3 separate regions of the Homo sapiens genome follow, and all the other regions are linked to region 2. Evidence: read pairs that join two places in POLR2A ChIA-PET (ENCODE). Cell type or tissue: GM12878. All regions are shown on one strand. Links, peaks and the distances in the headings refer to the core of each region. The heading gives the core; the rest is flanking DNA.

The links. ChIA-PET counts read pairs that join two places held together with the same protein. Peaks named below come from ENCODE experiments on the same cell type or tissue, not always from the same donor. Only the 100,000 strongest peaks of a DNase experiment are listed, where the experiment ranks them.
Region 1: POLR2A ChIA-PET joins it to region 2 with 5 read pairs; 4 of 35 experiments call an interaction of 5 or more read pairs at or near these places.
Region 3: POLR2A ChIA-PET joins it to region 2 with 7 read pairs; 4 of 35 experiments call an interaction of 5 or more read pairs at or near these places.

What each region holds. Positions count from the first base shown.
Region 1 is chr9:37,136,036-37,146,810 of GRCh38, reverse strand. All of the region lies in intron 2 of ZCCHC7 (zinc finger CCHC-type containing 7), which reads right to left. Among named protein-coding and RNA genes, the nearest start is that of ZCCHC7, 21 kb to the right of the region's middle. In GM12878, for the core only: no CTCF peak of the experiment used is centred there; no DNase peak of the experiment used is centred there; H3K4me3 peaks cover 1,665 bases; H3K27ac peaks cover 4,640 bases.
Region 2 is chr9:37,002,713-37,010,399 of GRCh38, reverse strand. PAX5 (paired box 5) reads left to right here. Exons shown (of 10, transcript NM_016734.3): 4 at 3,863-3,927; 5 at 7,624-7,687. LOC105376032 (a long non-coding RNA gene) reads right to left here. Exons shown (of 4, transcript NR_188579.1): 2 at 7,556-7,687; 3 at 4,387-4,631; 4 at 1,348-2,950. Among named protein-coding and RNA genes, the nearest start is that of PAX5, 28 kb to the left of the region's middle. RefSeq lists an enhancer at 4,532-4,581. In GM12878, for the core only: no CTCF peak of the experiment used is centred there; a DNase peak (open chromatin) is centred at 5,649; H3K4me3 peaks cover 2,616 bases; H3K27ac peaks cover 4,821 bases.
Region 3 is chr9:37,123,858-37,134,632 of GRCh38, reverse strand. It overlaps ZCCHC7 (zinc finger CCHC-type containing 7), which reads right to left. Exons shown (of 9, transcript NM_032226.3): 2 at 7,691-8,321. The coding sequence starts at 8,300. Among named protein-coding and RNA genes, the nearest start is that of ZCCHC7, 8.7 kb to the right of the region's middle. In GM12878, for the core only: no CTCF peak of the experiment used is centred there; no DNase peak of the experiment used is centred there; H3K4me3 peaks cover 1,088 bases.

The DNA.
Region 1 (10,775 bases), core at 5,197-10,196, 130 kb before region 2:
CTTTCAGCTTCCACTGAAGTCAAACACCAAGTAATGAGAAGAGAAACAAAATTTTTAAATCTGTCCTTATCATATTACAAGCACATTAAAGACTTCTCTCTTATTTTCCAAAGAGCTTGAGAAAATGTTGAGCAGCAAAAACTGCATTATTCTCTCAAAAGAAACTACTTTCCTTTTTGATAAACAGTAAACCACATGAGGAAGTTACCACTGAATTACTTCCTGTTACTTGAAAATGTTCTAACTAATACAGCTACCACACGTTTTTAGTTTTTAAAACGAGGGTGGGATAAGTAAAGGGAGGCTTAATTATTAGACAATAATAAAGCAGGCCTAATTTACCATATGGCCAAGACAGCCATTTTTCATTTGGAGGATCTAAGTCCTTTTCAAATTATAATGAAAGAAAAATGTAGAACAATCAAACATGCAGACTTTGTAGAAAAGTGTTTCCTCAGAAAATTGGATACACAAATATCAGAAAGCAAGGGCCATCCATTCATTATGCCTGAAACCAAAGGAGGAAAAAAGCCTACATACAGAATCTGTAAGCTTCATAACTATTGGGATCGTCAAATTTTTAATATTCAATTCCATAATAAATTATTCTAGGTACCAAAAAACTACAGCAGTAAGCAAAGGACTTAATACAATGATATAATCTAAATAAGGTAAATAAGGTACACCAAAAACTCTGAGATAAATGAAGCAACTCTCGAAGAATGAGTTAAAATAGTAATCGCACTTGCTTAAATTAGTATTTATCATTTCTAATGTTTAAAATAAATAAAATACCAAGTCTGAATCAGCCTACAGGTATATTCACTTAAAGATGAATGAATGTGAAAATGTGTGTTCTACACACTTCAACAAGATATAAGACCTACTGTCCAAGATAATTATCCACTAGCAAAATAATTCCTATTTTAATTTTGGGTTATATTCCTTGCTTTTAACAGATCAGCATCTCCAATTCAATTTATAGGAACAATTTTTGTTCAAAATTTAACTGAGGCATCTCAATCTATTAAACGAGGAATATTACTCAATTGAACACTGATTTTAATAAGAATTTTTTTAAGTTAAGGATCTAAAGCAACTACCAATCTAATAAGTAGTTTTAAAAGTTGGGTATGCTCCTATTTTCTGAACTCAAGCAAGTTTGCATTTTTACTTATTTATAATAGCATAAAGAATCAACTTTTAGGCTGCCTCCTTTTCAATTAAGGCTTGTTTACACCTGACAACTATCTTTATCCCAGAACTCTAATGTTCTGCTTTTAATAGCTCAATCTATGTTTCTATCCTAGAAACTGAAAAGGTTTTTTAATTTTGGAGCTTTTTGGTATGTGCCCCTTCTGAACGATAATTACATATTCACAGCAAACTAAATACAATCTTAAGAAGTATGTACAAGAATCTGAAGTAGACTTCTAGAAACATAAAAGTATTATTTGATATAATAAAGACAGTCTGTTTTTCAGATTAAAAAAATACAACAGGAAAAGGAAAATTTTAAACAATTTACTTAATTTTGCCAATTTTCAACATGGTCCCTTTTTTAATCAAGGTCTACATATTTGAAAAGTTGACTATTAAAATTCTTAATGAATTTAAAAGTACTGCTGTTAAAACTTCCCTTTAGCCCATTCAGCCCCTTAACTAATCAAACAAAGAAACAAATATTACAAGACGAAGGCTGACAAAAAATCATAATGAACCTCTCAGATGAGAAACTAATTGGTACTAAGTACACAATGGCTTACATTTAATCCTGTTAATAACCACACAAAAAAAGAAATGAAAGACTCACTTTTCAGTCATCTCTCTGGACCACTGGGCTAAAATAACAGCATGACTAAATCTGACATTGACCCCGTGGCCCTGCTAGGAGTTAAAAGAATTCCTTTGAGTCTTCTGAGGCCTGTTTTCAACTGCTCCAGAAGGGGTGGGCTAGGCATACACACTTGTTAGCCTTCTTTACAGTAACAGGTCAAATTAGAAATGGTCATATACACTGTAATATACACTAGCTCTTACTTTAGACTTGAAGTCTGTACCTTACAACAAAAGTACAAGAAAGAACAATAAAATAGTAACACCTGGATGATAGAATGTCATAGATGGATCATATATAACTGGAAAGGTGAGAACGTATCAAGGCAGTAACACATTCCTGAAAGGAAATTTATAAAACAATAAGAATATTATCTAAATCAACAAGACTGAAATTGAGACAAAGTACCAAGATGGATCACTAAACTTTAAAAAAGAAAAATATCATGTATAAATTTTTCTAGATTTATCACAAAAGAGTTTTCAGCAAGCTTACTAAATTAAAATACATTAAATTATTTTGTGAAGTTTTGCAAGCTTTTGTGACATGAACCCACAAATAACATATGATGTTAGGATGATATAAATCTGCCTGAAAGCAGTTACTTGTTCCCTTTCATCCCTTTTCAAAATACAACTTATGATTTTCAACAAAGAAGATATTAGCATTCACACCTTCCTCTGTAACTAGTGATTGAAAATAATTATGGATATGGATTTACTATACTTGACCAGATTTCTCTCATTCTTGTATTAGTACTTTTAAATTAAGTATATTTTCTTAAATAAAATAAAATGCTAGGCCTTACTCTTATTTCACAAAGTCTAATCACTGAAAATGTAAGTAAGCCAATCACTAGCATATTTTATGTATTTCCCTTAAGTTCTTTCAATTTAAAGTATGGCTCCCGTTAATTTACGTCAACATTTAAAATTAAAAAGTCTAAATTTTCTGAATACTGAAAGCCAACAGATGTCCTTACAAGAAATAAAATTATTACACACCAAGGATATTTTAATTCTAAACTGTCTGCCGCAAAATATCAAAATTAATTTCACATAATTTAATTTCTGTACTCATAATCCTTTTATAATTTTTAGTTTACATATTAATAAAATCAAAATATCATAATCAAAAAATTACTTCACTGAACACATAACTTAATTGAACATTAGCAATCAGCCTCGAGGCACTCTTTTCTTAATTTGTAAGGGCTTAAATTTAGGATAAAAATAAGAGTTAAAATTTTAATATTTATCATAACAAAATTTTGTGAAATCTGTCAAATTTGAAGTAATCTCTTAGAAAAAAAGAGTTCAAGCACTCTACGTTTTGAAAATCTGTAATGGCATAGATATTTCCACCTGTTAGGTGGCGGCATTTTGGGTAGGGGGTTTTCTTTCCCAATTCTCATTCTGTTCTCACCTCCTATTTTCTTTCATACACAGAATATTATTTTTCAGGAACTACGAACTATCTACTAGAACACCGAGACATAAAGGCAATCAGCAATATGAGAATTACAAAATATTTCACAAACAAATCCCAATTTAAAACTCTAATGCAGAGCCTACTTTTCTGAACAGAAAACGCTAAAGCTAAAACAGTTTCCACGCAACACAATGTAATTTTACCATCATTGGCTTACCTTCATAGCATTTTTTGGCCTAAAAAAATCATGAATAAAAGTATTTCGATCATACTTCAATAGTTACCATACAGGTTTAGCCATTCAGTTTTAAAAGAATCTTCCACCCACTGCCAAAAGAAAAAAGGAAGAGGAAGAACAAAAAAGAAATCCTACAAAACGAGAGTTTCAAATAAAGACTGGAAAAGGCATCAAGCAATCATGACCTTTAAAAAAAAAATTGTCTGACAATTGTCTGTGAAGTTTTTTTAACAGCATAAAAGCACTTCACCAGTTTCTTCTTTCCTTAATAAATTTCAAGTTCGGCTCTACAGTGTTCTCCTAGTAAGGCCACACACAATAAAACCCAGGCACTGAGCTTTAAGAATTAATAACATTTTCCACGAACATTTGCTAGTAAAACATGCTAACAGAATTAATTCCTTGTTATTTTTAAAGCTGTATACTTCTGTTGGACCACTTTTATATCACAGGTTATACCTTGATTTGATGTGCTGAATACTAGAAATATATTTTAGGTTATTCAAGTTTCTCAATAATTACATATGAATATCAATTATAAAATTACAATACACCTTTTAAAATACTTTAAAAGGAGGAATAGTTTTACAAACTCATGAAGCCTATATAACTATAATCAAAGACTAGAAATTCAAAAGATTATTTTAATTGGCATGGACAAACAACAGCTAATTAGACTATCAGGATACATTTTCTTCTTAGTTTGAAACTCACTGATTTAAAAGAAATTGCTTTTTGAGAAGTCATTTGATAGAAATCAAAATGTGAAGCACAGTAACTAGAAAATAATAGCAAAAATAAAGAAAACAAAATTCAATGATGCTATTTATTTCTTGGTAATTACAAATTCTATAAATCAGTTTCATATTCTAAGAGCACTACATCCACAAGAAAAAACCTGTAATTAACAGACACAGAAAGAAGGCTTGCCCTTACCCCAATTCCCAAAGTCCTTAACAGATATGCAGAAAGAGCATTTTAGACACCTCACAACCATGAGGTACAATCAAAGGAAAAAAATCTAAAATTATTAATTATCAAAATTACTCTTTTCCCTATGTATCAACATTACAAGGTTTTTTTTAGCCTATTTACAGTATATCATAACATCATTTTTCCTGATTAGGAAATTATTAGAATTTTTTAAATGGTAAAAAGGATCTCTTTATTATTTTATGTTAATTTAGCAAATACAAAATTCAGTTAAATGTTACTGTATGACACCAGCCTCACAAAACAACTGTAAAACAGAAGTAGCTTTGATCACAATAATTTGATATTTTAAAGCCTGTGAATATTAATGAAAAAATATTTTGGGGAGATGTTGGGAACAGAGACCTCTACTTTTGACTTCTAACAATAACTAAATTGCCATAGCACTTCAAGGACTTAAATTCAGCAGTACAAAGTTATGTTATAAAACAAAATTCCTCACATTTGAAAGTATGCAAGTTTTGCCAAGAAAAAGCAAACTCTTAAGATCTGGTCAAAGTAAAAATGTGTCCACCGTCAAAGGCATGTTCATATGCTTATTTGAATATATACACACTGTGGACCACAAAATTGAATGTAAGAGAAATCACATTATCAGATTACAACAGATTTCTTGTAAACAACTACTTAATATACAATAATATTTAAATTAAAGATTTATAACAGTACCACTTACTGTTAATTAGTATTTCTAGTATTAACTTGGTTACACTATAAAATAACATTTTTATTCCAACAGTAAAGTGACCATGAATACAAATTTTCAGGATTAATAATTTCCCATCAATTTCATGCATAACACTAACATATCTTTTCAGCTTCTCAATGGCTCAAAAATTAAATTGCTTCTGTTATTAAGAAAACAAAACCAAGAACAAAATTAGTTTTCCCCTGCTAGTCCCCATGGATCTAAGTACCACACAATAATTCTTTCCAATCTGCAAAACAAAGAACACACAAATAGATGGGCTAAGGAAGAAAGATCAAAACAAAGAAACAAATTTAAAAAAAAAAATTCCCCTTTTTCTTTAGCAATCAACAAAATAACAAAAAAGAAAAAGTGGAAAAGTCACCAAGAATATATGACCATGTAAGCATGGGCACTCTTGCAGAAAACCAAGTCTGCAACCGAAAGCCATGGGAAATTTAAATTAGAGCAAACGGCCACAATAGGCAGAGAATCTGTATGGATAAAAAGGGACTGCTGAGGTTGCAGGTATACTACTAAAGATCTTTTGAGATTTCCAAACAAATTTTATTAGTTTTAATAAATTCTAAAAATAAGAAATAAGTATGCGCATTATACTATAAGCATTAAATTTTTTTCCTTTTAATCAAAATACACATGTATGTGATATATCTAAAAGAAGAGGAAGAAAAGATTCTCTTTGCTTAATACTGCTTTAGAAATTTGCTTCACAAACCTATCTCCTTCTATGTTTAAATAATCTTAACGGAATTTAAAAATTTAACACAATGAAGGCCCTTCACTGCTGATGTTAACCTAACTGGTGGCACAATCACAGAGTTGAATTGCAATCGACTTGAACTCCTCTGACTACCGGGTACATAATTATACACCAAAGTCAGTTTAACTAACCAACATGGTTTGAAAATTAGATGACCTGTGGTACAACACTTACGTTTCTTCTGTTAGATCTGATAATAAAACCTCCCAAACTGAATCATCTCAAACAGAAAAATAAAGGGATTAATACAACTTTAAAATGTCATGGCATCAAGAACACAAATATTCCACAACCAAGTAAGTACCTGATGGATCTCTACCACTCACCTATCCAGAAACTTTTAAATTGAATATTTTGAATGTTTAAAAGTATTTCATACACAGAAGAACCAATAATACCAGGCTAAAATATGATTATACAACACATTTACAGCAATATTTAAGTTATATTTATTCTCCCACAAAATTTGTATCATTTTTTAAGCAAACCAAAAGGGCTGAGGTGTTGAATGAAGAGCAAAATACTCAATTATATGGGAGTAAGGATGTCTTTCAAGTTCTTATCAGAACAACGAATTTTTATTAGCTATTAAAATCCTCCTTAAAAGTAGGAAGTAATGCTATTTCTAAATAAAACCATTGACAAAAGTTCATTTGTGTTAAATCAGACCATTTAATACTAAAAACTGGCTAGTACAGGATTAAGGACTAACTTACAGGATTGATTGTGGTTGCACATCTTCTCTTTAAAGAAAATCTCCTTTCTTTAGTTAAATGTATATGTATGTCATATTCTTCCAAATCCTGAATTCCTCACCTGGCTTTTTTAAAGCATAATTTGTATTACATTAGCAATATCATATTACCAGTCATAACCAGTCTATTTCCTATCTTAAGAATTCTCATTAACTACCAATATAGAAAAAGTATTGAAAAGTTTTCAAGAGTTGGAGCTTTCCCTCCCTATGATAGATAATTCTGTTGCAAGCACTATTTAGTTACAAAACAAATATGACTTAAGGGAACTGCCAATAAAAATATTTTCCCTTAATAAATACCTCTTAAGCTACTTAACATCCATTCTTTCACACTGAGGTGGTTATAAGTTAATTGTATATTTAAGCAAAAGCGAGGGAGGGGAAGTACAAATGATTTTCACTATCACAGATTTATGCTGTCTTCCCTTAAAACGTGTTTGCAAAACACGAGATTAAGAACAGATGCTCTCAAGTCCACAATAAACTAATTTTCAAAACTGACAAAAGTTGGAATTCTAAGGTAAGAATTTGTTATAGAAATAAAAGCTATACATTTAGCAGACAAGATCCACTTTAAAATAATTATTACATTTAGAATCCAAATCTACACAACAGAAATAATTTTTATCTCTAGAATTACATCTCCATCCAGAACCAATGCTGTTAGATCAAGATTCAAACTAAAAAGCAAGTCATACTCCTTTAAGTATTCTTAAGCATATGATTTAAAAAGAAAATGTGACATAATACATGGTGGATGCCCAATTAAAATATTTATTTCTTAACTATTTGCACAATCAACAAATATCTGGCAAGTAACTCAAAATGCCAAAAGTTAACCATGCCAGTATCTTTAATTTATAACAAAACAAAGATAAATAATAATGAAGAGATTTAAAACGTTAGGCTGAAAACTTCCATGAAGTCCATACTTTTGCTTCATTAATAAGTCTTAACCACCAAGGAAGCATTTATAAGAGATTATTACTTTGAAATTAAATTTAGTAAAGTCTTAAAAACAGGATCTCCTACTTACAGAATATGAATTATCTGAACAGCCTCTACTCTAAGAAGGGGAAATAATGATTAAATGTTCTCCATTCTATATTTCTTTGGAAAAAAGTTTTACTGTCTAATCATATGTAGCTCACATCAAATTTACTTTCTGACCATAAAAATATACTGTCTATATAAATCATACTTATCTTCTTAGATAAGTGATCACTATATGCAATAATTATTTTTATAATAAACAAAAGCTACAAGAAAATTATATATAAACACTCTTCACTTAAAAAGACATCAGGATTCAAGCTCTTCTGACAAGGAAGAAAATGTTGCCCATCTAATTTTATGCTTTTCCATTCTAAAAAAAAAAAAAAAAAATACAAACCTGTAGATAAGGTGAGTGACATTTTAATGGCAACTAAACTAAGTCATTAGTTCAATAAATACATATCATGGTATTTCTGTTTAAGCAGTTTCCAATGAATTTAGTATATCTTACATGAAGATCAAATCAGTTACTAGAAGAAATGTATTTTTTTAAAGTAAAATTTAATTCTCTCCCTGGGTACTTAACATTGTTGAAAAGAAAACTGTAAATGAATTTAGATTAAAAGTCATAAATTAACTTTGGAAGACTGCCTCCCTATGTTGCTGATCTACAGTGAAATCACAGAAATTAGTGATATACAATATCAACATTCCAAAATGTTATTAAAATCCAACCCAAAGCTGCATGGGATTTCTGGGGTTTCTAATGAGATTTTCATTCTGCTGAACAATGGCCATAAAAAGCTTTCTTCAAACCTCGCTCCATTCACAAGTAAAGCTGAAACTGAACATTTTTATTTCTTCTCTCCCTATGACAACTTCACCATGGAACAGTGAATAACACAGCTCAAGTCATTATGCTAATTAGAAATTAAATAAAAAGATGCCCTAACAATAGTTAAGTGTAAGGTGACATGCTACAACTAAAGACACAGTTCAAAAGCAGCTTTAGGAACTGTGCAGTACAGGCTTACAAAAGCTGAAAACATCAGAGAGGGAGCTCCTTGATGCTCCTGGTGACTGGAATTCTAGCATGTGGCCATTTTTCAGTTATAAGGCAGAAATTAAACTATACATTAATGAGAAGTATGTCACATGGCAATACACTCTTATGACCTGTTAGGGTATAAAATGTCTCAAGAAACTACTGACATTAAGACGATGAATGCCAAAGGAGGGGAAAAAACACCACCTTAATGATCTGAGAAGTTACTGAAGGCAAAGTTTAATGTATTGTTTCCAAACTAACAAAATAATGATCCTTTCCTATGTTAAAAGATTATAAGGAAGAACATAACTATGAGGAGTGAAAGTTGTACCTTAAGACCTGCTCTACTTTGAACAGCCCTGCACAAAATACACGTTAAACAGCTGGTCAGGTCCTTTGACTAACCTCTGGTCCAATTAATTTTAAAAGAAAAAAGGAGGTATGTACGCAAAAAACAGGGAGAAAGCAATGAAATAAAATTATGACTAAGAAATCTTCCAACAGTATTCTGAACATATACAAAACATAAATAATCCTTTCTTGTTTAGGCAGAGGTGGCTTCTAAAAAGATATACTATTAAAACATTTCATCACATCCAGCCACATATAAACATGAATGGCACATACAGTCTTCAGTTTCTACTAAGGGCTTCACCTTCTATTTTTAGCTGCATTTAACCTGAACTTCAAGTCCTACCCATTTTTCGAAACTCAAATTCAAAGGGTTCCTTTTCAATTCAGTCTTGTACTTTGCCTATCTACTTTTTAATCTTTTTAAAAAATCTACTGCATTCACCTGGAATGATTACGTATTCTGCTGGAGCATCTCATATATTTGTAGAAATGCATTTAACTCTGGTTTTACAGTGAACTTTCCATACTGTCATGCATTTTAGGATTTCTAAAGGCAAAAAGTACATGGCAATTTTTGAATCCCAATACCTTAATGGTACAGTGGCTTGTACGTTGTCAGCACCCAGTAAATAATATTTGGAAAGATTTTAAGATTTCAGAATTAAGTTCAATGTCATAAACTAGCAGATCATAAAATGTCACCAAATTAAATTTCTTTAAGGATAGCACCATACTAGAGACATGTTGTTCAAAAGCAACTTGGGGCCAGGCTCGGTGGCTCATGCCTGTAAGCACAACACTTTGGGAGGCCAAGGTGGGAGCTTGAGCTCAGGAGTTCAAGACAAGGGTAGGCAACATGGTGAGACACTGTCTCTACAAAACAAAACAACACAAAACAAAAAAATCAAGTGGGGCCAGGGCGGTGACTCACACCTGTAAATCCCAGCACTTTGGGAGGCTGAGGTGGGCAGCTCGCTTGAGCCAAGAGTTCAAGACCAGCAACATGAGCAACATGGTGAACATGGGCAAAATGGTGAAACTCCATCTAACTCCATACAAAAAATTAGCAGGGCATGGTGGCCCACATCTGCAGTCTCAGCTACCTGGGAGGTTGAGGTAGGAGGATCACTTCAGCCCGGGAGGTCAAGGCTACAGTGAGCCATGACTGCAATACTGTACTCCTGCCTGGGTGAGAGCAAGACAGAGAGAGAGAGATTGCAGGTGGGGCAGGGGTGGGGTGGGAGAGAGACACCCTGTCTGAAAAACAACAACAACAACAAACAACAACAAAAAAGTGGAAGCTATAAGCTCATGTTTGCCACAATGATCATGAACCTATCGTGTAACTATGAAGACTTTTATCAAAATATTTTCCTGTGACATTAAGCCTACCCAATATCTCATTTTTCTTTATGACTTTAATAAAATAAAAAGTATTTTTTACCAATAAAGAAATTAAGTTACCCAAAGTCAAAGTTGGCCAACTGCACAGCTGTAACAGACCCAATAACAACCACTAATTGAGAACCTATGACCATTACACCTCATTCAGAAGTGACCTTTCAAACTAAGAACTGAGAGATAAGTAGATATATCAGCCAGGCAAGGTAGAAACTAATCCACACAGGAAAAGAAAAACAAACAAAAAAACA
Region 2 (7,687 bases), core at 2,634-7,633:
GGAGTCTGGGCTGACTCGCTGTGCAATTCTGGGCAAGTCATTTGAGCATCTTGGGTTTTAGTTTCCTTATTCATAGGAAGAGTTTGATGCTGAGCTCCTTTCTCTGTTGGAACGTCTAGTGTGCTCTGCAGTACGGCAGCCAGGGTCCTGCTCACGCTCAGCAGGTAAGGGACGGGCAATTTGGTGTGACTGCCAACTCAGCCCAACTGTCCCTGGCTTAGAAAAGGTCCTGAGTGTGTTCTTATTGGATGAGTCTTGACAGCCTGTCATATTTAAAATTTAAAATTTGTTTAGAGTTGTTATGATTCAATTACAGTCTTGTTCTTCCCACTACAGTTTCTTCTCAGTGTAAGCTGATGCTCTTTGTTTTTACTTGGTGACTGCTAAAGGCAGATGAGCAAAATCTCTCACCCCTGGGGGCAGCTTCAGAGGCTTGCCTATAACTCTGAGATCCCCCTTTATAAAGGACAACCCTGATGCATTCTTAAAACAGTGTGAGAGTGGCTACCTTCCCCTCCCCAGCTTCCAAGGGGGCCACTTGTGCTTTATTATTATTATTATTTTTAATTTTTATGGGTGCATAGTAGGCATATATATATATATTTATGAGTACATGAGATATTTTGGTACAGGTATGCAATGAGTAATAACCCACCATGAAAAATGGGGTATGCATCCCCTCAAACATTTATTCTTTGTGTTACAAACAACCCAATTACACTCTTTTAGTTATTTTTAAATGTACAGTTAAATTATTACTAACTATAGTATCCTCATTGTGCTATCAAATACTAGGTCTTATTCATTCTTTCTATTTTTTTGCACCCATTGAGCATCTTTACTCCCCCACCGCCCTCGCCTTGTGCTTTTTAAAGCAAATGTGAAAAATATGAATATTTTAAGACGGAAGCTAGTCATTAATCTTTACAAAGACACCACTGAAAATAACATCTTACATTTAAGGAGCACCTAGTATGTAGCTACCACTGTTTTAAGTAATTCATTAATTTAATCCTAATAGTAATCCTATGAGATAGAAATGATTCTTAGTCCCATTTGCAGATGAAGAGACTGAGGCATAGAGAGGTTAAGTAATTTACCCAAGGTCATGTAGCTGGTAAATTGTAAGAGGGATGGGATTCAAACTCTAGTGGTCTAGTTCCAGAGCCTGTACACTGTGCTACTGCAGCCTCTTAATGATTTATAACAATTGATAATGCTTTCCCAGTGATATTTATAACTATTTTAAAAGAAAATGAGGAAAACATAATTTTCTTTGCTTTTTTACATACAAATTTAATAGTCAGACAATGATTTGAAAAGTAAGGATTTTAAGCTGAACTACAGTGACTTTTTTGCCATATATTTATTTGTAACTATATTTATGTCTGGTATATCCATATATTGACATATCCAGCAATATCTCTGTAGACACATACACACAGAGAAAGTGACATACACAAAAATATAAACATTAGGTCAGATGCCAGCTTACTTCCAGGTGACCAAAAAGAGAACCTCACTCCCAGAACTGGACATTTTATTATGACCCACTCTTCTCCCAAATGCCATGAGTTTTCTGGTTGTCCAATATGCTTCGAGTTTGCTTAGTTAAAATAAGTGGTTTGAATATTAGGGAAAACAAACAAACAATCTGAATGTATTTGAGGGAACACTTAAGCTGACTGATTAGAAAAGGGCAAGAGGCTCCTTGCTGAGCTCAAGTAGCCAGGCTCCAGATGGCCTGTGTGTGTGTGGTGAGACTATAGGGTGAACAGAAAAGACCATTTCAGGCTATCAGCTGAGGACACGGACTGCCCTTGGTGCCGAGCACCAAGCTGTAAGATCAGAAAGGGCAGAGAGGCTACTGCCCATTGAGTTTAAGGGGAGGCACCCACCTGCTACTTCTGTCATTCTTCATTTGTATAAGCTGGAGACCCAGTGCAGCCTCAGAATAAACTTTCAGATATTAATGGTCTGGAATGTGAAAAAGCTTCTCACAGAATGTTGCATGAAAAGAGCAGGCTGCAAAACTGTATACATGGAGGCTGAGTGCGGTGGCTCACGCCTGTAATCCCAGCACTTTGGGAGGCCGAGGAGGGCCGACCACTTGAGGTCAGGAGTTGGAGACCAGCCTGGCTAACGTGGTGAAACCTCTTCTTTACTAAAAATACAAAAATTAGGCAGTGGCATGCGCCTGTAGTCCCAGCTACTCGGGAGGCTGAGGCAGGAGAATCAGTTGAACCCTAGGGGCAGAGGTGGCAGTGAGCTGAGGTTATGCCACTACACTCCAGCCTGGGTGACAGAGAGAGACTTCGTCTCAAAAAGAAAAACAAAAAAGCAAAAAAACAAAAAAACTGGGCATGGTGGCGCATGCCTGTAATCCTAGATACTTGGGAGGATGAGGCAGGAGAATCACTCAAACCTGGGAGGCGGAGGTTGCAGTGAACTGAGATCGCACCACTATACTCCAGCCTGGGCAACAGAGCAAGACTCTGTCTCAAAACAAACAACCACCACAACAAAAAAAACTGTATACATGGCATAATCCTGATTTTGTTAAGAGAAAAATGGATATTTCTAAATATGCCCAGGAATGTTGGTATAAAGGAAATACACCAAAATACCGTTTTTAGATGTCTTCTTTATACTTTCCCATACTGTCCAAAGAGTCTACAATGAACGTATATTACTGTTATAATGAGAAAAAACTCTAATAAATGTCCTTTCAAAAGGTAATAGTTTGAGACTGGAATATAACTTTTCCAAAGAAACCGGACATTTTATTATGACCCACTCTTCTCCCAAATGCCAAGGAAGGAGCTTTCTGGTAGATCCGAAGGAGCTTTTCGCGTGGCCCTGTTCTGCTGCTCTCAGATGCGCCGGACTTGCTGTCTTGCGCATGCGTGGTCCTTGCTGGACGTCTACAAACTCTTCAGAGCCTAAGGTTCTGCAGAAGGATGTTAGAGCGGTCAGATGGCCAAGGGAAGGCAGTACTGCTATTATCTCTTTTATGTACGGGGTTTTTCCATAAGATCTTTTTTCTTTTCCGAAAATGATTTGGTTACTTAAAATAAGCAGAGTGGTCTGTTCCAACTCCGTCATTGTATCGGAGGTCCACAATGGAATGTACTTGGTCAAGGTCACAGTGGAATTTGTATTAGAGTGTGAGCAAGGTCTCTGAAAAGACAGGCCAGGATATCACTGGCTCCAGCCCTGTGGATCCTTTCTGTGAGGTTTGGTGCAAGGTAGGCTTCCTCTTAAGAAAGCCAAACCGGATGTCTCCTGGCTGCACTTTGACTCTCCCTAGTATCAGAACAACATATACATCCCCTCCCTTGGCAACTTCCTAGGGGAAGGGGTGTTATCCCTCCTTATGCGTTCTCTAGGGCAGAGAAACCAGCACGTGAGCGCTGCCAGAGGACAGAGAGATTACCAAGTTCAGTTCCTTCATTCCACATATAGGAGGCTGAGGTCTAGGAAAGGGAAGGACTCCCTAAAGTCACTCAATGAGTCTCTTATGGAGCTAGAGCTATACTCGAGAAAGGGATGCTTACTCGTAATGTTAACACATCATCCTCTTTCTTCAGAAGAGGCACTTGAAGCCCAGAGAGGGGGTGCAAATTACACAAGGAAACAAATTACACAGGGAAACAGAAGCAAAGTTGGGACTAGTCCATAAACCTTCCACCCTCCTGATTCCAGCCTGGGTTTATAATCTCCCTCCACCTCTGCCCCTCTGCCTCAGCTCGAACCATGGCCCAGCTTGGGTATGAGTTTTCTGGTTGTCTGTGCATAGCTGGTTGAGGTCTCTTCTCCTTCCTGATGGTAAATAGCAATTTTGTTTTTCAACTGCCCACAGGATCATCCGGACAAAAGTACAGCAGCCACCCAACCAACCAGTCCCAGCTTCCAGTCACAGCATAGGTAAGAGGAACTTTTAAAAAAAATTTAAAAATCTAATGGGCTCCAAATATTCTAAAGAACTTTTAATCATTCTTATGGACAGATAATTCTGCATAAAACACTTCAGCACACGTACTAATGCGCCTTCTTTGTCATTCTCCAAGGGCTGAACCTGGTAAATGAATTTTATAAATACTGCTAAAAGGTTTTGAATTTTACTGATTATTATGATAAATAGCTTTCACCATGAGACAGAAAATTGAAATCTAAGCCAAAAAAAAATCCACTAATGGGGGTCTATAGAATGTCAGATAATTAAAGTAATAAATCAAGAAAGGGATACTTATTCATAACATTTTCTGCATCATTAGTCAGTAAGTAGTTTTGAATGTGTTTTTTTCTTCTATCAACCAGCCCTTCTACAATTCTTTGTGCACTTGCAGTCTTGAGTGAAGATGTGGCAAAAGTTCCCAAACTTACTTTCTCTCTCTCTCTTGCTTCGATCTCATGAACTCTATGAACTGTCAAGGGCTGCCAGTGGGGTTTCCAGTGCTCGCAGGTGACGTCTGAGAGTGGCTGTGACCCGACAGAGTGGGAGTCATACTTCCTAGTGCTCAAGAGTTCAGAAATGTCCTTTGTCTTCCCTTCAAAGATTGTGAAATGACATGTGTCTATTTAAGGTGTATTATTTCTCCACTTGGGATACAGGAAACACCGCTGGTTAGCTGGGGGAAAAGTTATTGTACTATATAAGAAAGTGGGCAATGATTTAGCAAGTCTCTGACACTTCTGGTTGCCACAGTCAATCCTGCAGAATCACACCTCAGATTGTGTAACATTTCCACACTTTTGTTATTCCTTCTTTAACTGAGAACTTGAACTCACACGGTGATGGGGAATGGGCAGAGTCCTGGCCTCCAGTTCCAACTTTGTCATTACCTCACCCAGTAAAATGTAAAAGTTCTCTCACCTCCCTGAGCCTCAGTTTCCTCATTTGTGGGTGGAGGGGCACTAACCAGGTGCTCACTGAGGCCTCTGATCCTCCATGGTTGGCTCTTTGGATAAAGGTAAGACAGATTTCCTCCCTGCCATGAAATAATTCCTCATTTAGTAATCCCTTCAGAAAGTGTCTGCTAAGTCCCTGCGGTGCAGACCTTGGCATCAGAGGCCAAGCCTATAAGAAAGGGAAGACAAAATCCCCATTCTCAAGGTAAAGGGGGAATATAATGAAGAGAAGTTTGCAAGACAGAGATGAAGCTCAAGAAGAAGGGATGGGTGCTGTGGGGGCAGAAGGAAAGGAACCACCAGCTCTGCTGGGCTAGGGTGAAGAGGGTGAAGGAAGGCTTCCTGGGGGAATGTTTGTGGCTGAGATTTCACTTGTAGCTGACCAACTATTTCAGGTCACATAGCACTGAAAATCAAATGGGTATAACTGCTAATATTCTTTCATTTGGTTTAGAAGAATAATTCTACTGTAGGTCAGCAGCATGTTTTGTTCTGTCCCAGAAATTTTTAAATTAAACTACATCTCGCATACATATAGCCCCTTAGAGTTCACAAACTTACCGAGGAGTGAGGAAACTGAAACTTACAGAGATGAAATAACTAGCCCTAGGTCATGTTGCCAGTAAGTGGTGGGGCCAAAAGTGGAATCTGGGTCTTTTGAGCCTAGCGCAATCACAAAACACCAAAACGAATGTCATGGGCTCTGCCAGCAACATGGTGAGCTTTGGTTATATATGGTGGTTGTTGTTTAAAGTACCAAGTGACCTGGGATCTTCTTTCTTCCTCTGTTTTTTACATGTTAATACAGAAAAGGTTGTGGGATTTGCATAAATCTATTTTAAGGAGCTTCTTCTGGTGAAGAAAAAGAGAAGTTAACGATTTCTGCCTCTGTGTCTCTTAAGGAAGATGTGAGATCAAACTGAAATGTGAGAAGAAAGGCATGGCTCCCTCTAGGTTTGTAGGAGCCAGGAGCTGGATCTGCTCCAAAGGGAAGCCGTGAAGGGCTTCTCAGGCAGTCACCACCATTTCTAGTGATTTCCTACTCTTAAGAGTCAAAGGTGGCTCCACCTGCCTCCAGCTGGTTATAGCCCAAGGAAGTGTGTCTGAGATTGGTCTGTAGGTTTTAATGAATCAAAAAAGAATTCCCACAGCCCAGAAATGGCAATTCAGCTGTACAGCTGGAGAGGCCCCTGCTGATGGACTGGTCTCTCCCTAGGAATCTGGGGCCAGAAGTTAATGTGAAACTTGCACAAAAGTTGCCCCCCACCTCCCATCCAATTCTTATTCTTAGGAACTTTGAGACCTAGCCTCAGTCACAATAAGTCACCAACCACTGCCCCTATTTCTGGGCGGGGGAAATCTAGACTTTAAGTAAGTAAACCCAAGGCTAAGTTCTGGTGCCGCTGTTTATTAGCTAGATGACTTTGAATCACTTTCCCTGTGGAGCCTCAGTTTCCTTATTTGATAAATGGGGATAAATAATAGCACTCTGGGCTGTTGCAATCATCAAATGAAAAGTACTGCATTCATGTGAAGTATATTATTGCTCTTCATTGTTTATTAGTGCGAAGCAGATTAGTTATAGGGTTTGAGGCTTTAGTCTCTGGGTTCAAATCACCACTCTGTCTCTTTTATTTTTTATTTTTATTTTTGAGACAGGGTCTTGCTCTGCTGCCCAGGCTGGAGTACAGTGGCACAATCATAGCTCACTACAACCTCGACTTCCTGGGCTCAAGTGATCCTCTTGCCTCAGCCTCCCAAGTAGCTGGGATTATAGGCTTGTGCCACCACACCTGGCTAATTTTTTTTTAAAGTTTTTTGGTAGGTCTTGCTATGTTGGCCAGGCTGGTCTTGAACTCCTGAGCTCAAGTGATCCTCCCACGTCTGCCTTCCAAAGTGCTGGGATTACAGGCGTGAGCCCCGGCACCAGGCACTCTGCCTCTTATTAGCTGTATGATCCTGGGTGAGCCACTTATCTTCTCTGAGTTTTACCTTTCCAATAGGATTATCACATTTCCTAGCTTCTAAGATTGTTCTCAGAATTAAATGAGATAATGCCTCAATGCCTGGCACAGAGTAAGTTCTCAGAAAATGTTAGTTATTGTTATTGTCATAATTAATATTAAAATCAAATCGGGGGAAACTGGAAGGAGAAAAGGCAGCAAGAAAACTATAAAAAGAAGGGGCACTCTGCGGTTTGGAGTTTGTTAGCCGTGCGCGTGAGTTTGTGCTCAGGTAGTTGTGTTTGCACCCAAGGTTGGGTTGGGTGTGCAGGCAGGTGGTGAAATGCCTAACGAGTAGTTCAGGTTTTTTTTTTTTTTTTTTTTTTTTTTTAAGCACTGACTGTTGGTGGGCCCCGGCTCCCCTCTTTCTCCTCTCCATCCCCTGCTTCCTGCATCCATGGATAGGCTGGAATTTAAGCGAAAGCCCTTCCTGTCCCCGTGTCCCCGTGTTCCTTTCTGCAGGGGTCAGTCCTTCTCAGTGCCCACCCTTCCCTTTCTCCCCCCATCGCAGAGAACTGGGGCACACGGCCCGCCCGAGGCCTGCGCTCGTGGCTCAGGTGTGGCCGCCTCCGCAGAGCGAGGGTCCTCAGCGCCCCCTGCCCACCCTGCGCTCGCTCCCTCCCAGCCGCCCCCAGCCTCACGTGCGGTGACAGCCGGTCCGCCGCCCTCAGCCCTCTGCGGCCCTGACCGCCCGTCTTTCTCCGCGCAGTGTCCACTGGCTCCGTGACGCAGGTGTCCTCGGTGAGCACGGATTCGGCCGGCTCGTCGTACTC
Region 3 (10,775 bases), core at 1,434-6,433, 130 kb before region 2:
ATAAGGGGAAGGGCAGGAACAGGATGGCGACTGGACAGAAGGTTTGCCTTCTCTGGATAGATTTTATCATGTTTTGCTGATTTGAATCTGGAACCTTATACACATTTTACATGATTATAAAAGAAAACCAAATTTTTAAAAGATAATTCCAAAAAATAACATATCAAAAGCAAAGTGAAACAAATGAACCTGTGTGTCAAACTGATGATGTAACAACAGAGAGAAAATCTGAATTTAATCAAGCTTCTAGATCTAACTACCAATTCACAGGAAAGACAGAGGACAGTAGAACATGTTAAGCAATACTATAAAATTCAGACCATTGGAAATTCTAGAAGACAAAGAATCTAGGTATTACAACAAATTACAAGAAATTAAAAAAAGGAAGAGATTAAGGGGAACCTATACATTAAAGGATACTTAAGTTTAACAGCCAATTACAATACCTGGATTGGATCGAATTCAAATAATCTGTAAGAAAAAAAAATTAGGAGCCAGTGTAGGAAATCTGAACACTAGCTGGGTATGTGATGATGAAAGAATTACCGGGAATTTGTTTACCTATGGTAATATGATTAAATATATACATATATATATATAGTACGTTTCAGTCGGGCACGGTGGCTCACACCTGTAATCCTACCACTTTGGGAGGCCAAGGCCGGTGGATCACTTGAGGCCAGGAGTTCAAGACCAGTCTAGCCAACATGCTGAAACCCCAACTCTACTAAAAATACAATAACTGGCCAGGCACGGTGGCTCACGCCTATAATTCTGGCACTTTGGGAGGCCAAGGTGGGCAGATCACCTGAGGTCAGGAGTTCAAGACCAGCCTGGCCAACATGGTGAAACCCCGTTTCTACTAAAAATACAAAAATTAGCTGGGCGTGGTGGCTCGTGCCTGTAATCCCAGCTACTCGGAAGGCTGAGGTGGAAGAATCACTTGAACCTGGGAGGCGGAGGTTGCAGTGAGCCAAGATAACGCCACCGCACTCCAGGCTGGGTGACACAGCGAGACTCCGTCTCAGAAAATAAATAAAAATTTTAAAATTTTTAAATTTTAAAAAAATAAAAAATAAAAATACAAAAATTAGCCAAGCATGGTGGCAGGTACCTGCATTCGCAGCTATTCAGGAAGCTGAGGTGGAAGAACTGCTTGAACCCAGGTGGCAGAGGTTGCAGTGAGCCAAGACTGCACCACTGCAATCCACCCTGGGTGACAAGAGCAAGACTGTGTCTCAAAAAAAAAAAAAAAAGAAAATATTCCAGACCAAAAAAAATTGCATGTCTACTTAACGTGTATATTTTTCTTCTCATTATGACTCCTTAAATACAATATAACAGTTATTTACATGGTATTTACATTGTATGGGTATGTTAAGTAATCCAGAGATGACTTGTCCAACTCACAGCCATGAAGGCTTTTGAATGTGGCCCAACACAAATTCGTAAACTTTCTTAAAACAATATGAGATTGTTTTGTTAATTTTTTTCTGAGACAGAGTCTCTCTCACTCTGTCGCCCAGGCTAGAATGCAGTGGCACGATCTCGGCTCACTGCAACCTCCGTCTCCCAGGTTCAAGCGATTCTCCTGCCTCAGCCTCTGAGGCTGGGATTACAGGTGCACACCACCACACTGGGCTAATTTTTGTATTTTTAGAAGAGACGGGGTTTCACCATGTTGGTCAGGCTAGTCTCGAACTCCAGACCTCGTGATCCGCCCGCCTCGGCCTCCCAAAGTGCCGGGATTACAGGCGTGAGCCACCATGTCCAGCTGGTAATTTTTTTTTAGCTCATCGGCTACTGTCAGTATTAGTGTTTTTTATGTGTGGCCCAAGACAATTCTTCCAATGTGGCCCATGGAAGCCAAAAGATTGGACACCCCGGACTTAAAAGTATACGAGAGGATGTAAATAGGTTATATGCAAATATTCCACAATTTTATATCAGGGACTTGAGCATCCATAGATTTTGGTATCCATGGGAAGTCCTAGAACCAATCCCCCACAGACACTGAGGGACAAACATGAGTGCACACTTGTATACAAATGTGTATACATGCATACACACATGTGCACACATGATGTGTATACACACACATACACATACATACATATATGAATGACTTGATGTCTGATGAGCTTCAAAATAACAGAGGGGCACAGAGTTATAGATAGGAAAGATTAGACATAAATTGGTAACTGTTGAAGCTGGTTTATGGGACACTGAAGTCAATTATAACATTTTATTTTTGTATATTTTTATATTTCCACAATAAAAAAAGTACAAGAAAGAGCTAGCAGTTACTCCTAGAACTAGTAATATCCCTTCCCTAACCAGGAAAATAAGTAGCTATTATGGCTTTATTGTCACATGTCATCATTTGGTTGTCTTACATAACAATCCTTTCCAAACTTGAGATCCCCCTCACAAATTACTAAATATGCTGACTTCCTTCGGTGCATCTTTTCTTCCACCAGGAGATCTGCCTTTCTAATATATGAGAATTACAAGTCACTCCTGCTGGGGATAATTAAAAAAAAAGGAAGGGGCGGGAATCAAGAAGGAAAACAAACGATAGAACATGCATAGTTTTTATAAAGAAGGCTTAGGAAAGAATAAAGGAAGTAAAGGAAAAGAGGCTCAGACCTCAGAAATAAACTCCTACATCCCTCAGTAGAGAGAGCTGAAAGTCATATGTAATAGGCACTGAAAGCCTATGTTTTGACATGAATTTACTACAGGCAAAACCACCATCATATATCTATATGCACCGAGGAAGGCTAGACTGTTAAGTGTCACGTATATACAGTCTCAATGGAGCCTCAGGAAGCTAATCAACAACCTCAAATCACAAAATCAGAAAAGTGTTGAACATTTAGAAGAAGAATAGAAAGGAAAAAAAAATGCCTCTGAGTTGTGGTATTAACTGTCAGTAGAGCAAAACAAATGTGTACGCCCATTTTCTTTTTTTTCTTTTTCTTTTTGAGACAAGAGTCTCACTCTGTCGCCTAGGCTTGAGTGCAGTTGCACAATCTCGGCTCACTGCAACCTCCGCCTCCCAGGTTGAAGCAATTCTCCTTCCTCAGCCTCCCAAGTAGCTGGGATTACAGATGCTTGCCAGAATGCCCGGCTAATTTTGCATTTTTAGTAGAGACGGGGTTTCACCATGTTGGCCAGGCTGGTCTCGAACTCCTGACCTCAAGTGATCCACCCACCTCAGCCTCCCAAAGTGCTGGGATTACAGGTGTGAGCCACCATGCCCGGCCTGTATTTTTTTTTTCTTTTTTTTTTTGACAGAGTCTCGCTCTATCACCCAGGCTGGAGTGCAGTGGCGCTATCTCGGCTCACTGCAAACTCTGCCTCCCAGGTTCACACCATTCTCCTGCCTCAGCCTCCTGAGTAGCTGGGACTACAGGCGTCCGCCACCACACCCGGCTAATTTTTTGTATTTTTAGTAGAGACGGGGTTTCACCGTGTTAGCCAGGCTGGTCTCGATCTCCCGACCTCGTGATCCACCTGCCTCGGCCTCCCAAAGTGCTGGGATTACAGGCGTGAGCCACCAGGCCTGGCCATTTTTTTAATATAATAATGTCTCACTGAAATTAAAGTAATAGGGGAGAGTCTGAAGTTTTCACAGATAAAGAGGTAGTGCTGTACTCAAATTTACTACAAATTTAGTAATAGTAAATGTAAAATATGTATGTATTTATTGTCTTTCACAGACTTATGAATTATCTCAAATTCACTAATCCTATTTTTTAAACAAAGTTTTAAGTTTCAACCACTTGTATCACCAGAATTTTGAGACTTAACTCCCATGGTTAAGAGATTTCTGGCCAGACGCAGTGGCTCACGCCTGTAATCCCAGCACTTTGGGAGGCCGAGGCAGGCGGATCACGAGGTCAGGAGATCGCGACCATCCTGGCTAACACTGCGAAACCCCGTCTCTACTAAAAAAAAATACAAAAAATTAGCCAGGCGTGGTGGCAGGTGCCTGTAGTCCCAGCTACTTGGGAGGCTGAGGCAGGAGAATGGCGTGAACCCGGGAGGCGCAGCTTGCAGTGAGCCGAGATCATGCCATTGCACTCCAGCCTGGGCGACAGAGCGAGACTCTGTCTCAAAAAAAAAAAAAAAAAATTGAGATTTCAAAGCTGTGTTCACACCTGCACTCCCAGCTACTCTGAAGGCTAAGGCGGGAGGACCACACAAGCCCAGGAGTTCCAAACTAGCCTTGCTCTATTTATAGGGTAAGACCCCACTGCTATAAAAAAAAAAAAAAAAAAAAAAAAAAAAAAGGAGAGAATTCCGTAAATTACTTAGCTTCCTATATTCTGTCTCTTTAGTGAAACACTATGTCATTCAAGGCTAAAACTTATCTTTTTTTTTTTTTTTTTGAGACAGTCTCACTCCATCACCCAGGCTGGAGTGCAATGGTGCAATCTCAGCTCACTGCAACCTCCACCTCCTGGGTCAAGCAATTCTCCTGCCTTAGCCTCCCAAGTAGCTGGGATTACAGGTGCCTGCCACCACTCCCAGCTAATTTATTTATTTTTAGTAGAGATGGGGTTTCGCCATGTTGGCCAGGCTGGTCTCGAACTCCTGACCTCAGGTGATCCACCCGCCTCGGCCTCTCAAAGTGTTGGGATTACAGGCGTGAGCCACTGCTCTCGGCCTAAAACTTAAGTCTTTTACCACTGTAAGTCACGAGTACTACCTCAGCATTACTTATACCCTACATAGAGGAGATGCTCAATAAATGTTTGATGATTTAGCAATTGATGAGAAAGCAGGTAATGTATGTGCCAAGAAATTACTCTAAATATTATTATAAGCAGGTTTATGAGTATGGAAAAGACCCAACCTCAAGGAGCCTGTAGTCTTTTCTTTTATGTCATACTGCAGTTTTCAGTATGCCATAATTCTGGGAGATATTTTGTTTTTTTCTTGAGTGAGGTCAAGGAAACAGAACACAAAATAATTATGGATACTGTTTAACAATAGGCATTTCTAAAGTACTTGAGATTTTCTCTACACTTTTACAGAAATGAGAAAAATCTTCTCTCTAAAGATTATATGAACCAATCTATCCCCAGATAGTTTTATGAGAGGGATAGTGATTACAGAGTAACAACACACTTAAATGGGCATCAGTACTAAATATGTTGTTTATTAATTGGAAATAGGATTACAGCATTAGTGGATCAAGGAAATAAAATGGAGAATATATATTTGAGTATTTGTAAGAGTTTATAAGAGTCAAGTAAATTAATTTCCAAAAATTCAGAATTTAATTCTATTTGGCTAAAACAGAAAACAAATCCAAGGTTCTCTCTACTTTCTCATCACCATCATTTGCCAAATATGGCACAGTTCGATTTCTTCACTAAATCCAGCACCTAATTCATGTTTTTCCCAACCTATCCACATTGTGCCATCAACTTTAGCATGTCTGTAGATTCTCTAGTGCAAACAGAAAGCAGCAGGGAGTTGTTTCAAAGGAAAGATAATAAGCTTTTTTTTCAAGTTATCAAGCTTTCTTTTCAGTATGTCAAATGTGAGACAGTAAGATACCCAAATGGAAATATTCTGTAGATGTACACAGAGAATTTGAAATCAACAAAATGGTTAAGGAGATGACAATTTGATGACCATAAATACAGAAGTGATTAATGAAACTAGGTGTGATCTCAGGAAAAGGTAATTTAGAGAAAGAATAAGCTAAATGCTTATTTTGGCCTTCTATAGTGTTACGCCTAACCCAAGATCATTTTGTTTCTGTCATCTTGCTCCAAGCTGACAAGTATTACTGGATAAAGTTATGGAATCCTTCAAAGTGAGTTCACTACAAGTTCACATCATTTTAATTTTGACTGAATACTACTTCTAAACAATCCTTTATTCTCTTACTGTTGATTCACTCAAGTGCAATGATTTCCAACTTAAGAGCCTTCAGCCTCCTGGGAAACTGCAGAATTAGTTACCTTAATGGGTACCTAGAGCAACGCATTATAAACACTATTTCTCACATATCAATGTTGTGATTAATAAAACACAAAGTCATGTAAGAGTAGTAGCTTCTTTCTAATATGCATTTTCTCAATTGAATACTAAAATCATAACTACAACCATGGGTGGTCCACAAATTGTTTCAAAGTTACACAGGTTGTCATCTTCAAAATACTGGTAACCACTGCCTCAAAGTATTCCCCACAGCACTTAAACATCCCTTCCACATTCTAAGCTTCCAATTATCCCCCGCCCTCTCCCACTTCTGCTTTCATTTTCCTAAGAAAATCAAACACATCCCCATATGTTCTCTCATCTGCCTCAATCCATCTGAATTTATTCTTTCTCCTCTACCTCTACAAATATTTGATGATTTAGCAATTACTAGTGTCTCTCTTCCTTTTTAGGAATAATTCAACAACACATACACCTGATCCTATCTCTAACCTGGCCCCCAACCCAATCCATCAAACAGGTTTAGTCTCTCCTTCACAAGTTTCTTTCTTTCTACCTACAAACATTATCAGAGCTCACCTATATGGAAAAAACTTTACGCGATTCTGTTCTGTCCTAACTACTATTCTCTCTTTTCGTTTTGCTGTCAAGTTCTCAGGGTTTGCAAACTACAGCCTGAGCCGGCCACCTGTTTTTGTAAGTAGGGCTTTACTGAGAACAGCCACCCCCATTTCTATAGGTATTATTTAAGGCTGCTTTCCCACAAGGGCCAAGTTGAGTAGTTAAGATATCACATGGCTTGGAATCCTAAAATATTTTCTATCTGGCTTCTTAAAAAAACATTTGCCAATCCCAGGGGCTCCAAGCACAATCTACATTCAATGTCATCATTTCTAGGGAAGCAGGCTGCCATTAAAAATTTTGGAGCAGCAATAAAGTACTATGAGTAAAAGAGCATTTCAATACCAGTTTTAACAACAGTGTACAGGGTAGATATAAAAGAAGACTACTTAGGAAACTAGTGCAAGAGACTGAGCATTAGGCATAAAGGGAGGGAAATGAAAAGGAACTTCTTGAAGGCATAAGCATTAAGACTAGATGACTACATGTCACAGAGACATAACTAACACCAAAATTTTAATCCTTGATGATGTAGCTATCAAAATTTGCATTCTCCCCTATAACCTGCCCTAGACTTACAGCTCTTCATATTTTCCTGTCTTTCTGACTGTGGAGTACCTAAAATCCTAATCCTAACACTAATTCCATATATTCTGTGTGCCAGACATTCCCTATGCTTGCCATCTAACTCCTGGGTAAGCAAATCCCATAGGAAGAGACAGTCCCAACAGAGTTGGCTGAATGAGTGCACAGGGCTAATGCCAGAGGTGGATGGAGTACTCACCTGTGGTACCAAGCAGAGAGAGAGGGGGGAAGTAAGATTTCAGGTCCAGAACTGGCTCTAGCCAAACAGGAAGAAGCAGCTATGAATCTGCTTACAGCAGAAGCAGAGTGTCTTTGGTATTCTGACATACTCTTTCTGACGTTCAGACAAACCACCATTAGAGTAGCCACTGGTAAGAGAGTCGCATGAGAAACAAACCAAAAAACAAGACCAAAAAGTGAGGAATTAAACGGAGTAGACCCTATTGGTCTTTTCTCTAGGAAAAGCAGTCCTCCTTATGAAAGATGATACTACTTTCAAAATGGCCAATATGATACTAACCTTCAGTAACAGAGTTTTCACATCCCACAAGGTTGAGAAGGATATCATCATCTTTATCATCTACTTCACATCCCAGTAGCATCCAGCTTTCCACATTATCACCTTCTGAAATGGTGCTCTCTTCCTCTTCACTTGAACTGACCTCTATAATCATGACCTCTCGGATTACACCTGATCTCTCTTCAGATTTAGGCTTCTCAATATCACTCTTGCATTTCTTATCAACCAGCTCATTAGATTGAAGAGAAGAAGAAAGACCATGGGCATTTTCTTGTGCTTGAACTCTAACATTCTTTCCTTTACATCTATAAATACTGTCTTCATCAGACAAAGTGATGACCTCTGACCCATCTGACAGCTGGATGACCTCACTATCTGAAAGGACGATTAGCTTCTTCTGATTTGGTTTACTACTCGAAGATTCCGAATTCCCAGAGTTCTTTTCTTCATGCTCTTCCTCCCTGATGACATCATCAAGATCTTGGGCATAATGAATTTGGCTATAGAGTTGAAATTCCACCTCACTATCAACACTCAGTTCACTAGATGACTCATCTCGATAAAGATCATCTTCGTATGCTTCTATAGTCTCATAGCCACCAAACATCATAAAAAGTCAGTAACCTTGAAGCTGCAAAAGAGAAAGTTGTACACAGAATATACTTTAAAAGTTCAGATCATGCCAGTTTAAGTAACAATATCACCTGTCAGTGACAACTGCTAATATGAAGGCCATCACTATTCTCAGACATATTAAAATACCTTTTTTTCCAAGGATTTCTAAGTCCTGTTAGGACCCACTCCTGTAAGTCCCACCACTCCCCAACGAGAATTACTACTGACAAATTGAGTTATAGTTATTGATGGAAACACAGTCAACACTCTAAGAAATGCTTTGTTCTGTGATTTCATCGTGCAAACTTCATAGGATGATTTTCACAAACTAGATGGTGTAGTCAACTACACAACTAGGCTACATGGTATGGTCTATTGCTCCTAGGATACAAACCAATACAGCATGTAACGGTGCCAAATACTGTAAGTAACTGTAACACAATGGTATTTGGGTATCTAAACATACAAAAGATATAGCAAAAACGTATACAAATCCTATGGGACCACAGTCACACTGTCTGTCTTTAACCAAAATGCTATTATGCAGCACATGATATGTAAGATTTCACAGGTATATTGTAAACGAAAAACAAATTGAGATCTACCGCAGGATACAAAACCCTTGCTTTCCAAAATGTTAAAACAAAACTTAAAGCAGCTCTCACTATCCTATCCATTCTTCATCTTTTCCTTGGTTCTGGTTCTATAGCTCATATTTTCAAGCATATACAGGAATATTACTTCAATTATGACTAAAATCTATAACAGGAAACAATTTTGTTTACTGTTTGGGTGTAAATGTATATTCTCAATTAACAAATTAATCGCACGGCCCTCTGATCATTGGCCAAAAGAATAAATAAAAATGCCTGAGCTGGCAGTGGCTCATGCCTGTAATCCCAACACTTTGGGAGGCCAAGGCAGGAGGATCACGTTGAGGTTAGAAGTTTGAGAACAGCCTGGGCAACACAGTAAGACCCCATCTCCATAAAAATTAAAACTAAAAACTTAGCCAGGCATGGCAGTGCAAACCTGTAGTCCCAGCTACTACTCAGGAGGTTGAGGTGGGAGAACCGCTTGAGCTCAGGAGTTCAAAGTTACAGTGAGCTATGCTCATACCATTGTACTCCAGCCTGGGTGACAAAGCAAGAACCCAACTCAAAAATAAAACAAGGGTGGGCCAGTGCAGTGGCTCACGCCTGTAATCCCAGGACTTTGGGAGGCCAAGGCGGGTGGATCACTTGAGTCAGGAGTTCGAGACCAGCCTAGCCAAGATGGTGAAACTACATATCTGCTAAAAATAAAGAAATCAGCTGGGTGTGGTGGTGTGCGCCTATAATCCCAGCTACTCAGGAGGTGGAGGCACAAGAATAGCTTGAACCTGGGAGGCACAGGCTGCAGTGAGTCGAGATCATGCCACTGCACTTCACCCTGGGCAACAGAGCAGACTGTCTAAAAACTCTGTACTAGTTACAAAAATGTATATTTTTACAATGTATATTTATAATGTATAAATACAAACTTAATAATGACCCAATATTGAGACAAAACTCCCAGCTTTGGGAATAAATGTGTAAAGTGAAACACTTTACTTTCTACTGTGAGCATATTAAATCCTCCTCAGCCTTCATCTTTTAAACTCAGCTCAAAATCACTTGCAACCAGGCTAAATTAAGAGCCCCTTTTATGGGCTTCCATAAGTACTTTACATGTCAAAACACTCATCACATTTATAATTACTTATTCAATATAAATTTCCAAGAAACGCAGATCACAAATCCCAGGAGGGCAGGAACTATATGCACTCTGCTAAACAATGAATCACCAAAGCCAAACAGGGTAACTGGTATTTTCGGGGTCAGCTACAAACGTTTGCTGAATTCATAAATGAATAAATGAACTACACCATCGGGCATTTGTTCTTCAGCCCTGATAAATCTAGTATGTGCTTAAAATACAAAAATTATGAGATGAATTTCTCTGTTGTCTTTCGACTACTCCAAAGTCTTAAATTCTAGCATCAGCAACCAAAACTCTACACAGTAGATGTTTCCATTAGGTACTGATGGACTACTGATTAAAATGAGAGCCCTGAAAAAATAAGTGTGTGTCCAAAATCAGGGACAGCCTAAAGAGCAATAATGATGCCTATTTATTCTTTCTTCCACTAACAGCTATACACATAAAATAAAAAATAGTTGTTTTCTTAGTGTCCCAAATTTCTGCCCAAAAATACCAGGGTGTTGTGGTGGTAGTTCTGGTAATAGAACCACCTTAATCCCAAAAACCAAATGGACAAGAGCCAAAAATGTACTACATTCCTACTGGAGTTGTTTGTTTTCCAGAAACAAATAAACCCACCTGTAATGCTTTTCTTCTAAAGGGTATCATATACCTGTGCCCTTGTTGCACTGTCCTTCAGGTGGCTATGCTGTTACTGTCACACAAATTGAATGTGATTGTCTGAATA